Linked DNA regions of Homo sapiens: region 1 is linked to region 2. Evidence: chromatin contacts called from ENCODE Hi-C data. All regions are on one chromosome and are shown on one strand. The core of a region is the stretch at or near the end of the contact, and the rest is flanking DNA. Distances in the headings are between cores, read along the strand shown.

Evidence for each region. Hi-C counts contacts between places; a loop is a spot of excess contacts on that map. Pooled maps may share reads with other maps.
Region 1: a loop to region 2 is called in a map of endothelial cell of hepatic sinusoid, with 10 times the contacts of the local background. The contact joins the promoter of LINC02688 here to the enhancer-like site in region 2. A Hi-C loop is called at or near these places in 2 of 168 maps with a recorded cell type or tissue (Caco-2 and endothelial cell of hepatic sinusoid), 1 of 37 single-sample maps with no recorded cell type and 3 of 50 pooled maps.

Annotation. Positions count from the first base shown.
Region 1 is chr11:1,047,000-1,053,105 of GRCh38, forward strand. LINC02688 (long intergenic non-protein coding RNA 2688) reads left to right here and starts at 2,881. Exons shown (of 4, transcript NR_160890.1): 1 at 2,881-2,963; 2 at 4,624-4,844. It overlaps LOC124902605, which reads left to right and starts at 2,693. Exons shown (of 4, transcript XM_047427955.1): 1 at 2,693-2,775; 2 at 2,880-2,963; 3 at 4,624-4,844.
Region 2 is chr11:992,955-999,211 of GRCh38, forward strand. It overlaps AP2A2 (adaptor related protein complex 2 subunit alpha 2), which reads left to right. Exons shown (of 22, transcript NM_012305.4): 12 at 330-427; 13 at 800-1,031; 14 at 1,118-1,291. Among named protein-coding and RNA genes, the nearest start is that of MUC6, 41 kb to the right of the region's middle. RefSeq lists an enhancer at 1,330-1,854. Within about 2 kb of position 3,282, at least 2 of the 41 ENCODE cell types and tissues checked have a DNase peak (open chromatin) inside an H3K27ac peak, as active enhancers do.

The DNA.
Region 1 (6,106 bases), core at 1,631-4,130, 54 kb after region 2:
CCCTTCGTGGGCTCCGTTTACAGACGTGTCAGGCTGCGCGAAGCTTTGCCACCTACTGCTCGCTAAGGAGCTGTTTATTTTTTGGATTCTTTTGTCTTTCTGTGTCTCTATTATGTCTTCAAGTTCACCGCTGTCCTCTTCTGCATTGTCGCATCCGTTGTTAATCCTGTCCAGTGTGTTTCATCTCACACATAGTCATTTTCATCTTTAGATGTTTAATTTGGATCCTTTTTTATATGTTTCATGTTTTTTACTAAATACGTTCAATTTTCAGCATAGCATTTTGATGACATGGAATACTGTCGTAACGCCTGTTTTAATGTCTTTGTCGGCTAATTCCAACATCTGTGTTGGTTTTGTGGTTTGGATTAGTTGAATTTTCTCCTGATTATGGGTGGAATTATCCCCTTTCTTTACCTGCCTGGTACTCTTTGAATGGAGGTTGGACTTCGTGAATTTTACCTCGTGGGCTGCTGGATACTTTTGTGTCCTGGGGCTTTGTTCTGGGACATAATTAAGGGATTGGAGAGAGTTTGGGCCTCCTGGGCCTCGTGTGGCTCGTAGGTGGGCTCAGAGCAGTGCTGAGTCCAGGGCAAACTACGCCTCACCATTGAGGCAAGACCCTGAGGGGCACTCTGCCCACCGCACCGTGAACTTTGAGTGGCGAGGTTTCTCGGTGGTGCTGGCGGGAGCAGTGCTTTTCCCAGCCTCTGTGAGCTCCGCTGCTCTTCCTTCCAATCCTTCGGGTCGTTGCTCGCCAGCCTTAGTCTCCTCCCAGGCACGTGCTGAGCGGGTTCCCTGCCAAACGCTCAAGACGGACCTTCTGCAGGTCTCCAGGCTTTGCTCTGGGCAGCTCTCTCCCTGCCAGTGTCCTGTGCACTCCAGCTGCCGTGGTCTCCCCGGCCTCTCATCTGAGCTCTTCCTGAGTTCTCCTTCCTGGCCCCTTGTCCTGGAAACCCTCAGGCGGTGACCTGGGCAGTTTAGGGCTGTTTCCTGTCTGCCATGGACTGAACGTTTGTGTCTTCCCCACCCTCCGGTTCCTGTGTTGAAATCCTGGTGCCCAAGGTGACGATATTAGGAGGTGGGGACTTGGGGAGGTGGCAGAGCCCTCAAGAATGGGGTTAGTGTCCTTACAGGAGAGATCCCAGAGCCGGGCGCGGTGGCTCACGCCTGTAATCCCAGCACTTTGGGAGGCCGAGGCAGGTGGATCACCTGAGTTCAGGAGTTCGAGATGAGCCTGGCCAGCATGGAGAAACCCTGTCTCTACTAAAAATATGAAAATTAGCTGGGCATGGTGGTGGGCGCCTGTAATCTCGGCTACTCGGGAGGCTGAGGCGGAGAATCACTCGAACCTGGGAAGTGAGCTTGCAGTGAACCGAGATTGTGCTACTGCACTCCAGCCTGGGTGACAGAGTGAGACCCTGTCTCGAAAAAAAAAAAAAAGAGACCTCAGAGAGCTCTCCCACCCCTTCTACCAGAGGCGAAGGGGACCCAGTGGGAAGGTGCCGTCCGTGAACCAGGGAGTGGCCTCACCAGACATCGAATCTGCCAGAGTGTGGATCTTGAACGTCCCGTCCTCTGCAGCCGTGGAGATGCGTGTCTGTTGCTTTTATGCCGCTCAGGCCATGGCGTTTCCGGATAGCAGCCAGGTTGGAGGGACCCGCTGTCTCTCTGGGACCACTCTCTTCGTCGCCTGATGTCCACCGTCTTGACAGATGTTGTTTCCCATATTTCCTGGAGTTTTTTAGTTGCTAAATCCTGGCCTCTGCTACTCTCTTTGCTAAAAATGCTAGTCCTTGATGAAATGGAATCTTGATACTTTAATACAGAGTGGAACATAGTCACTAAATAAAACCTGGAAAAATGTAGAAGAGTAGCAGGAAGAGAACACACCCCAGCCCCGCGGTCCACCCACCCGCAGTCCCTATCGCCACCTCCTGGCTCTGGTTTCCCTGCTCGTGGGGCTGGGCAGCATTGCTGCAACTCTTGATTCGCTTTCCTGGGGCCACCATAACCAAGCAGCACAACCCGGGAGATGGCTCAGAGTCTCTCTGCGTCCTGGGAGCCTGAGATCCAGGAGTGGGTGGGTTGGAGAATGGTTCTCCCTGGGTCACTCTGGAGGACCTCTTAAGGTGGACTTCTTAAGGGACCCCCGGCTCCCACCTTGCCAAAGAGCCTCCGAGCCACACCTGCCTCCCGCAGGCCTCCAGTTGGTGCCCACATGCAGCCCCCGCCGTGGGGTCACCCTGGGGTAAGGGTCTCTCCTCCCCTGCTAACCTTCTGCTGGGTCTTGGCATCCCTGGGATGAACCCTCCTGGCCTGGACCTTGCCGGCCCACATCAACCCCCAGCCCTCTGCTCCTTGGCCTCACCCACAGCCTGCAGAATGTAGGTGAGTTTCCTGATGATAATATAATAATAGCAATGATGATGATGATGATGATGATGGCAATAACAATGATGACAGTCAACACTGCCGCGTGCCGGGCTCTGGCCCTTTGCATGTCTGGGCCGGCTGTACAAGGCACTGCTGGGGCTCCCGGGCTGGGAGCCAGGGACAGGCACCGTCACAGCAGCCAAGGGGCCCCCCTACCACCCCAGCACCTGCTGGCCCTGAACCAGCTGCTCCTTGAGAGCTTTGACAGACTCTTCCGCTTGGCAGCATTTTAATCTGCTGGTGCAAGAGCCTTGTCGCTTCCTCAAAGCCTGTGCCCATGGCCGTGGGCAGCTGCCTGTCCCTGTATAGGCAGAGCTGCGTCATGCCCTGTGGCCCCAGGTCTGGCTCTGGGGTTCTGGCTGGGCGGGGCCTGGAACCTTCTGGGAGTCACCATTGACTGGCTGCAGCCACCGGCTTCCCAGCAAGGATGTCCTCTTCTGTAGGAAAATGGGGACGTCGGGAGCATTCTCTGGACAGCAGGAGATGCATGTCGACAGGCTGGCCCTGCCTCTTCCCACCCCAGAGTGGTGAGTGGGGATTCTGGGGACTTCCCTGGCCCCCATGGGCCTCGCGTGTCCTGGTGCCCATGTGTCTCCAGTCCCAGGGTCGGCCACGGTGTGGACCCCTCCACTTTCCTCCAGGCCTGAGGTGGGGCCCGGGCGGCCTGTCAAAGAAGAGCCCAGCCCAGACCCTCCCCAGATCCCTGGGGGAAGGAGGCCACCAGGCACCCTGCCTTCCTGCTGCCTGTCAGGGTGAATCTCAGGGGACCCTGGTGCAGGAGGGGCTGGCTCTGAGCTGGACAGGCCTCTGGGGTTGCCCTGGTGGCCTTCCCTCTCTCTGGGTCAGACGTGCCCAGGCAGGGAGGGTCCAGGCCATGACAGAGCCGGGCCAGCTGGGGACAGGGCATCCCCCAGTGCAATCCTTGTAGCGAACGGGTCCTAGAGTGCAGCTGGCGGGACACTCCCGCCATCACTGGATTTACTGCAGGTGGAGACGGGTTCTGTACCCACGTAGATGAGGAAACAGGCACAGAGAGGGGGCAGCCTGCCCAAGGTCACCGGGGAGGGAGTGGAGAGGCTGGATGCCCTTGGGCCCAGACTGCAGCCTCCCCTCCCCGATGTGCTGCGGCCCCAGTGTCCTGGGCCCCATGTGGCGCCTGAGCCCACAGGTGTCACCAAAGGTCTGAGTTGCGGGGACAAAGGCGGGGACAGGCCCGAGGTGCGGGGACAAGGGCGGGGATGGGCCTGAGGTGCAGGGACAGAGGCGGGGACAGGCAACCCCTGCGGTTCGAGGGGTAGGTGGCCACACGTCAGTCCCTGGGAGGGCCAGGCAGGAGGTGGGCCCAGCGGGGCTGGGAAATGAGGGGCCAGTGCCCCCACGCTCACTGCAGGGGATGTGAGAGGGCGAGTGGTCGCTCAGCCACACCCACACCCGTGTGTACAGGACCCACGCCCGCCCGCCTTGCTGTCCCGCCCGTGCACGGCTCACACAGCTTCTCCCATTATTCAGGCGCTGCCGGGCCCTGCAGGACTCAGATCGTCCCTGTGCCACTTGGCAGGGTCACCCTCACGCCTGCCCGGTGGCCCCACCTGCCCCACCTGCCCAGCTTCTCTCCCTTCTCAGTGCTGTCTGTCCCAGAGCCTCCCATCAATGGGGCCAGAGGGCTCTGGCCCGGCTGTGGGCTGACTGTTCTCCCCAAGATGCCTGAGAGCCACCCGGGCACCGGACTTGCCAACATGCAGGCACACGCAGGCACACACCTGGGCCACACGGCCCTGAGCACACGCCTTGCCCAGCCCTCCTCCGGGCTGTGGTGCGGGTGCCAGGTGCCACCTGCTGGCGGGCTACAGCATCACGGCTCTCGCCCTCCGGAACCTTCCATGGTGCCACACCAGCCTCTGGTCTGGCTGCAGACGGCTTGGGCTGGGCAGGGAAGCTTCCACTGTCGGGGAACCTGGGACCACAGTCTTTGCTCCAAGCGCCCTGGGCGGGTAGAGGCCAGGTCCGGTATGAGGAGCCCTGGTTCCCTGAGGTAGACAGAGCCAGGCAGACGTTGAGGAGACATGGGGGCTGTAGCCCTGGCCCCACTGCCCGACTCTCTCTCTGCATTTCGGGAGCTGGCAAGATCCAAGGGGGTCCCCAAGGCCCTGAGGCTGCACTGAGCACCCCTTTCCTGCTCATTTTCAGATGCAGCGGTGTCCTGGACCCCTGGGGAGAGGTGACCCCCCCAGCAGGAAGCTGGGCCTGGTTTCTGTCCCTCTGCAGCCACAAGGCCTGGCTAGGATGCTGGGAGCACCACACCCTGGAGACTCAGCTCACCAAGGACTCAGGGGCGGGGGCTCCCCTGGCACCTGGGAAGCTGGGCCCCCGGCCCCCTGGACTCCCACCCAGACACCATCTCAACCCAGGTCTGTCTGCTCTCCCCGTCACTGCCCTGGGTTCTCCACTCCTGGACCCGACCCTGGTCCTGGGGCAGTGTCCCAGCTGCTGTGTCCCAGGCCCCCCATCCACTGCCCTTGGCCCACCTTCTATGTGGCCCATTAGAGGGGTGTGGGGGCTGCAACCTGCTTCTGCTGAACCCCTAGGCCTGCCAGGGGGCATCAGGATTCTGCACAGAGAGGCAGGGGACCCGGCCAGACATGCAGGTACCCACGTACCTAATTCTGGGCCTTGGGGCAAGGACTGCGTATTTATCCTGGCCCAGGCAAGTCTGGGGGTGTCTGAGGGGTGGTGAGACGTCTGGGCAGATTGTCCCTGCCCTGCTCTGCTCTGCCCCACCCTGGCCAGCCCTCCTGGCTTCTCAAGGTGCTCCTGGCCACGATGGCACAGTCCCCCAGGCCCAAAATGTGCCCCCATGCTGCCCGAATGCCAGTGCGGGGGCTGGTAGCAACCAAGGCCATGCCCTCCCCTCCCCCTCCTGGGGCACCTGCCCCCACGCTGTGGCCATGGCTCCCTGGCTCCACCAGCTTCTTGTGACCCCTGAGGCTCCCCAGCTCCTGGCCCCCCATGGAGAGTTCCCTCCCCATAAGGGGGGGCCAGACACCCCCCTGTGCCCACTCCTTGGGAGACTGGCATTAGATCCTGGCTGTGGGACAGGCTGGGCCACTCTGGGGGTGAGACCAGGCTTCTCCCACCTGGGGGACCCATCCTGGCTCCGGACTTGGGCGGGTGACAGCCTGGGTTTCCTGTGTCCTCACCGCCCGCTTATCAGCAAGATGGGGATGTGGATGACAGGAGTGCTGGCCACGGAGGGCCTGGTGTGGGTGGCCGTCGGGACGAGGGTAGTGTGGGCGGCCACGGCAGTTGGTGCTACTGCTGGGAGGGGCCGAAGGTGAGGCCCTCCTGGGCTGTGGGTCCCTGTAAGCCACTGCCCCCGTGGGGTGTGCAGTCACCAAGCCGACCTGCTGCCGGGGTTCCGCCCCCTCCCTTTCCCTTCTGCTTCCCCGGCACCTGTGTCCCAAGCCTGAAGCCCTGTCCGTGTCAGAGGTGGCACCTCCCTGGGCACGGGCACTTGGACGCTGGTGCCTCCCCTGCTGCGGACCCCTTTGCTGTGGTCAGGGCCTCCTCCCTGCACTGGCCCCGCCTGTGACCGCAGGCCTGGCGGGGCCCTCAATGGCCACAGAGGGCACAGGCCGGGGCCAGGAGGGCACCGTCTCCTGGGGCACAGATA
Region 2 (6,257 bases), core at 2,032-4,531:
CCGTGGTGGGGCCTGCCCTGTCCGTCGGAGAGGGTTAGGCCACCGGCAAGGGGTGTGCCATGAGGACGCTGGCAGAACCTCCCCAGCCAGAGCCTGTTGTGGATGCTGCAGCTCCCTCCAGGGCAGGTCAGCGTGTGGCAGCCTTGGGTTCCTTGCTGCTGACACAGGTACTGAGGGTGCTGAGGAAGGCAGGGATGGGCACTTGGACTGGGGTCTCCAGGAAGCTGAGGGGCTGGTGCTGGTGTAGGGTGCACCGCGCCAGGACGTGCCCGCCTCGCCTTAACTCTGGCACCTGGCTGCCACCCCGGCTCATTGTTTGTGCTTCGCAGGCTCTTCAGGCTCCCGCGTGCCACGAGAACCTGGTCAAAGTGGGCGGCTACATCCTGGGGGAGTTTGGAAACTTGATAGCTGGAGACCCGAGATCCAGGTGAGAGGCCCTTTGCGAGTCGGGGCTGTGTGCGCTCCGGCGGGCCTCTCGGTGGTCGGTGGCAAGAGGCGAGGCACCAGCTGGCCCTGCCGTGAGGCCTCGCAGAGCCGCTTCTGCTCCCCATCGGCGTCTTTTTGTTTTCCTTCAGTTGATAGAAAAAGCAGGGATTCTAGTAGAAAATGGAGACGTGGGGTTGATGGCTGACTTAGTGAAAGGGGCGTCTTTGCGGTGGGATCTGGAGCTGGAAGAGGGTCCCGACCAGCGGCCTCTGGTGCAGGCCAGGGGGTCTCGCCGCCGTCCCCCCCCCGCGGGGGCGTGCTGCAGCCTGCGAGGGGACGACGGTGTCCCTGTGTTGTGCCTCCCCGTCCCCAGCCCGCTGATCCAGTTCCACCTGCTGCACTCCAAGTTCCACCTGTGCAGCGTCCCCACCCGCGCGCTGCTCCTGTCCACCTACATCAAGTTCGTGAACCTCTTCCCGGAGGTGAAGCCCACCATCCAGGACGTGCTGCGCAGCGACAGCCAGCTCAGGAACGCAGACGTGGAGCTGCAGCAGCGTGCTGTGGAGTACCTGCGGCTCAGCACCGTGGCCAGCACCGACATTCTGGTAGGAGGCCCCCGCCCTTCGGGCTGGCTTGGCTGAGGGTTGGAGGCCAGGAGCTCTGACCAGTCCCACCCTGTGTTCTTTCCAAGGCGACCGTGCTGGAGGAGATGCCCCCATTCCCGGAGCGGGAGTCCTCCATCTTGGCAAAGCTCAAGAAGAAGAAGGGCCCCAGCACGGTGACAGACCTGGAGGACACCAAGCGGGACAGGAGTGTGGACGTGAACGGGGGTCCTGAGCCTGCCCCAGCCAGTACCAGCGCCGTGGTGGGTCCCTCACCTACTGTGCACCCAGACCTGTCAGGGCCTCACCCCCAAGACTTGGGACCAGCAGAGCATTTGCCTGTCAGGGAGGAGCATGTACTGAGAACCCAGGCTCTGGCTGTGGCTCTGGACACCCCGCTGTCCTGTCCTGGGGGCCACTGTCCCTGCTGGACACGCTGCTGTCCTGTCCTGGGGGCCACTGTCCCTGCTGGACGCCACGCTGTCCTGTCCCGGGGGCCACTGTCCCTGCTGGACGCCCCGCTGTCTGTCCCGGGGGCCACTGTCCCTGCTGGACGCCCCCCTGGCCTGTCCCGGGGGCCACTGTCCCTGCTGGACGCCCCGTTGTCCTGTCCCGGGGGCCACTGTCCCTGCTGCACACCCTGCTGGCCTGTCCCGGGGGCCACTGTCCCTGCTGGATGCCCCCCTGGCCTGTCCCGGGGGCCACTGTCCCTGCTGGACGCCCCGTTGTCCTGTCCCGGGGGCCACTGTCCCTGCTGGACGCCCCCCTGGCCTGTCCCGGGGGCCACTGTCCCTGCTGCACACCCTGCTGGCCTGTCCCGGGGGCCACTGTCCCTGCTGGACGCCCCCCTGGCCTGTCCCGGGGGCCACTGTCCCTGCTGCACACCCTGCTGGCCTGTCCCGGGGGCCACTGTCCCTGCTGGACGCCCCCCTGGCCTGTCCTGGGGGCCACTGTCCCTGCTGCACACCCCGCTGGCTTGTCCCGGGGGCCACTGTCCCTGCTGGACGCCCCTCTGGCCTGTCCCGGGGGCCACTGTCCCTGCTGCACACCCCGCTGTCCTCTCCCGGGGGCCACTGTGCCTGCTGGGCAAGGCACTTCCTTCAGACCGTCGTCTTGTCCAGCTCAGCTCACACATCCTCTGTGGTGCCTTGTTTTAGGGGAAGTGGCCGTCCCCTCTCCTACAGGACTGCCTCACCCAGGCAGCTGTCCTCACATGCTTTGTTGATTTAGAGAGGACCTGTCCTGCCCTGCTCTTCGAGGTTTTATGTAGTGAGTTGGGTTAGGTCTGGTTTTCCTTGTATGTGTGATGCGATGAGAATAATCCTGTAACAGAATGTGTCCTGTGGTATTTGTCAGGTGAGAAGTGTCGTTTTGAGAGTTGCGTTTTTGCTTGGCTCTGCTTGCCAGCTGTTCCCCTCTGCACTGTCAGGGAGGGCTCCTGTCGGGGTCAGGCGGGCTTTCTGTTTGTCCAGTTAGAGGACCTGTCTCTCCAGGACGCAGGTCCAGTGGTGGCAACCAGTGCTGCTACCCAGTATCGGCAGGGCTTTGTGGGGTGAGCTCCTGTGGTGGTGCCTGCCCTGGCAGTGTGCTGGTTGGGAGGGTGCTCATGTCGGAGTCCTGGCACTCCTTGGCGGGGACCTGCTTATGTGCCCCGGCTGACCATGTGTCCTGCCCCTCTGGCCGACAGTGCAGGGCCTGCCATGGGGCTGGTATCCAGGCTGAGCCTGACATCTCAATGAGCAGTCTTCCCTCCCCCTCTTCCTCCCTCTCCCCTCCCTCCACCTAGTGTCCTCTGTGCAGCCCCTGTCCCCCCGTGCCCTCTCTCTGTGTTGTTTGTGGCACGCTGCTGTGCCCGCCATCTGGAGGCTTGAATTGCCTGTGAGCTCATCCTGGAGTGAATGAAATGAATGAAAGATGTGACTCTTTCTCCCAAGGTGGGCGTCTTCCCTTCACGCCTGAGCACCTTCATGCTTATGTTTCTCATGTGCTCTGTAGAGCTGGTGACCTGCTTTTGACCCTGTCTCCTCCCGTGGGACGTCACTAGCCAGGCGCCTAGTGCAGCAGGCCTCTGTCACTCCTCTAATCCATCTCTCCCTCTCCTTTGGACATCTTGACATAGGTTTCTGGAGGCAGAAACTTGCTTGTGGAGATTTGTCTGTGAGCTGCCGGAGCAGGGGCCTTCCCGTGGGTGCTGGGCCGGCAGCGGCTCCGCCCTGCAGAGAGGAGGACGCGGCCCCAGTTGGGTGAGGAGGCGAGGGCAGGATGACGTGATCCAGGGGAGGCTGGTGTGCAGGGATTCCTGGAGGCCGGCTTTCAGCAAGGGCACTGTGAAGTCTTCCACGGAAACCTGGGATTGCCTGTTGGAAGCTGGGAAGGCACCAGGTGCTCTCGCTCCCCTCCAGCTGCTTTGACGTTAAGAGGAACTCGCTGAGGGAGCATGGAAAGGGGCTGTAGGATTGTCTTCAGTCTCTCTTTGGTTCTTATTTGATGTTTCTTTTTAATGTGGGTCCTGAGAAGTGAGGTGTGCCCATACCCCAGGCCTTTGATCACACCCAGGTTTGTCCGGCTAGGCTCAGGGTGGACTTTGGAGGGCCTGGCCTTGACTGTGTGGCTTAGGGATCAGATGGAAGCTTCTGGACCCTGGGAGTGAGAGCAGTGTGCTGCCCTCTGAAAAGGAGGATGAGGGTCCAGTGAGGTTCAGCATTTCTGTAAGGTGCCTTCTTGGAGGGAGTTCCCCCTTCAGGGCTCATTCAGTGGATTTTCTGAGTGTGGCTTCACTCCTGATGGTCAGTGGTGCCTGGCGGGTGGGTTCCTTAGGGAGGTGTCTGTGGCCGAGGCACGCAGCTCTGTTCTGAGCTGAGAGCTGTGGTGTGTGGGCACCTCCGTCCTGACTGAGAGCTGTGGTGTGTGGGCGCCTCCGTCCTGACCGAGAGCTGTGGTGTGTGGGCCCCTCTGTTCTGACCGAGAGCTATGGTGTGTGGGTGTCATTGCTATCCTGTGCTTTCCAATCTGTTCCCATTGCTCACGGGAGCCCCAGTGAGAGGCCCCTCCCTATGGGGAGACACTCCTGGCGAAGTTTTCTTGCTCAGGGTCTTCTGTATGGGCCGTGAAGGGGCCTCAGGGTGGCATCAGCACATGTGCCTTTCCCACGAGAGACAGTGGCTTTATCTTGGTGTCACATTGGCCAAAATGTCTTTTATTTAACATCATAGATGAGGCCAGGACATTTTACTTCTTCCGAGCATCCTCTTTCTGCACACAGCTCCTTGGGGGAGGCTGTGGTGTGCGTGTCCCCGGGTGTGCTGGGGAGCACAGGGGTGTGGGGATCAGAGGCTGCCTGGCTTCACATGCAGGAGCCTGGGGCCCTTGTAGGCAAAACCTTCACCCCTCAAGTTGTCCTGCTATTGGAGGGAGGAGGTGAACTGGTGTGGCCCAGGAGCCAGGCCTGCTCCCTGAGGAGGGTCTCCCAGGCCTGAGAGGATAAGGAAGATGAAGAACCTGAAGTGGGTGTTAGGACCCTACTGTCCTGGGGCCTTGCATCTGGCCTCGCTGTTACAATCTGTGGTAACGTTTCAGGTACAAATGCCTTTACTAGGGCAAAGGGCTTTCCTACTTTAGAAAGCAGTTAAAAGCCATAGATGGCTGGGCATGGTGGCTCACACCTGTAATCCCAGCGCTTTGGGAGGCTGAGGTGGGCGGATCACTTGAGGTCAGGAGTTTGAGACCAGCCTGGCCAACATGGTGAAACCCCGTCTCTTCTAAAAATACAAAAATTAGCCAGGTGTGGTGGTGTGTGCCTGTAATCCCAGCTGCTCGGGAAGCTGAGGCAGGAGAATTGCTTGAACCCAGAAGGCGGAGGTTGCAGTGAGCTGAGATTGCACCACTGCACTCCAGCCTGGGTAACAGAGTGAGACTCGGTCTCAAAAAAATAAAATAAAATAAAATAAAAGCCATAGATGTATTTGAATCAGTGCAGGAACCAGGGTAACATCTGTGATGAGATGCAGAGGAGAAACTGTCTCCATTTGGGCTGCAGGTGCATGGCCATGGCCAAGGCCGATGGCTTCCCACGCAGCTCACAGCTTTGTCAGGCTGTGGAGGCCACAGTGTTGGCGGGCGCTGTCCCCGGCGTAGGGAGCAAAGCGCCGCCTTCAGATGGTCTCATCGAGACACGCCTTGGATATTTTTGGGACTCTTCTCTGCCAGCTCCTCTGTGACCTCCCACCCTTGGAGCACATGAGACCCGTGTCGTCTTCTCTTGCAGAGGTGCTCCGTCACAAGAGCAGAGCCTGGGAGCCTGCCCCGTTTCTGACTGCCCCCCAATCCCCATTCTGACTCTCACCCGCCCCCATTCTGACCCCCCGCCCCCATTCTGACCTGCACCTTTTTTGCATAACACACTTTGTGATGCCTCATTTATCTTTGAGTAAAATTCATATATCACAAACCCACACATGTAGTTTTTTTGAAAGTACAGTGTGACACCTTAACTTTGCATTAATGTAAAATGGCATTCAGGTGGAGTCTCAGATAATTACAAACTAATTTTTTACCTTCTTAGATGTCCAGTGGAACATTCTAAAGTTACTCAAGACGAATCTTCAAGTTAGGGTGTCTTGTGTCTCTGTTTTTTGCCTGTGAAATGCCAATATCCTTGTGATAGTCAGAGCCCTCCACATCTCCAGAACGCTCTTAGCTGGGTGGGGGGTTTCTCCACCAAGAGCCCCTGGTGTATAGTGTCAAAGTGTGAGTGTTGCCAGGCTGTAGTTCAGTGGTACGATCTTGGCTCACTGCAATCTCCGCCTCCTGGTTTCAGTTCTCCTGCCTCCACCTCCTGAGTAGCTGGGATTACAGGCGTGTGCCACCACACCCAGCTAATTTTTGTATTTTTAGTAGAGACGGGGTTTCACCATGTTGGCCAGGATGGTCTCAATCTTCTGACCTTGGGATCTGCCCCCCTCGGCCTCCCAAAGTGCTGGGATTACAGGTGTGAGCCACCGTGCCAGGCTGGGTGTCCTTTTTATAGGGAGCATCTGAGTCCCTCTGGTGCACAGGCTGCTGTGGGGCAGGACCCGTGGAGCCCAGAGCAGGTCTGAGCTCCCAAAGTCAGGCTGCTGGGGCATTGCTGGGGAGCCTGCTGCCCTGTTGGATGGGTGAGCATGCGATGGACTGAGCTGCTGCTTGTGCCCTGTTGTGAGAGTTTAATCATGAGATCATAGGCGCTCTTTC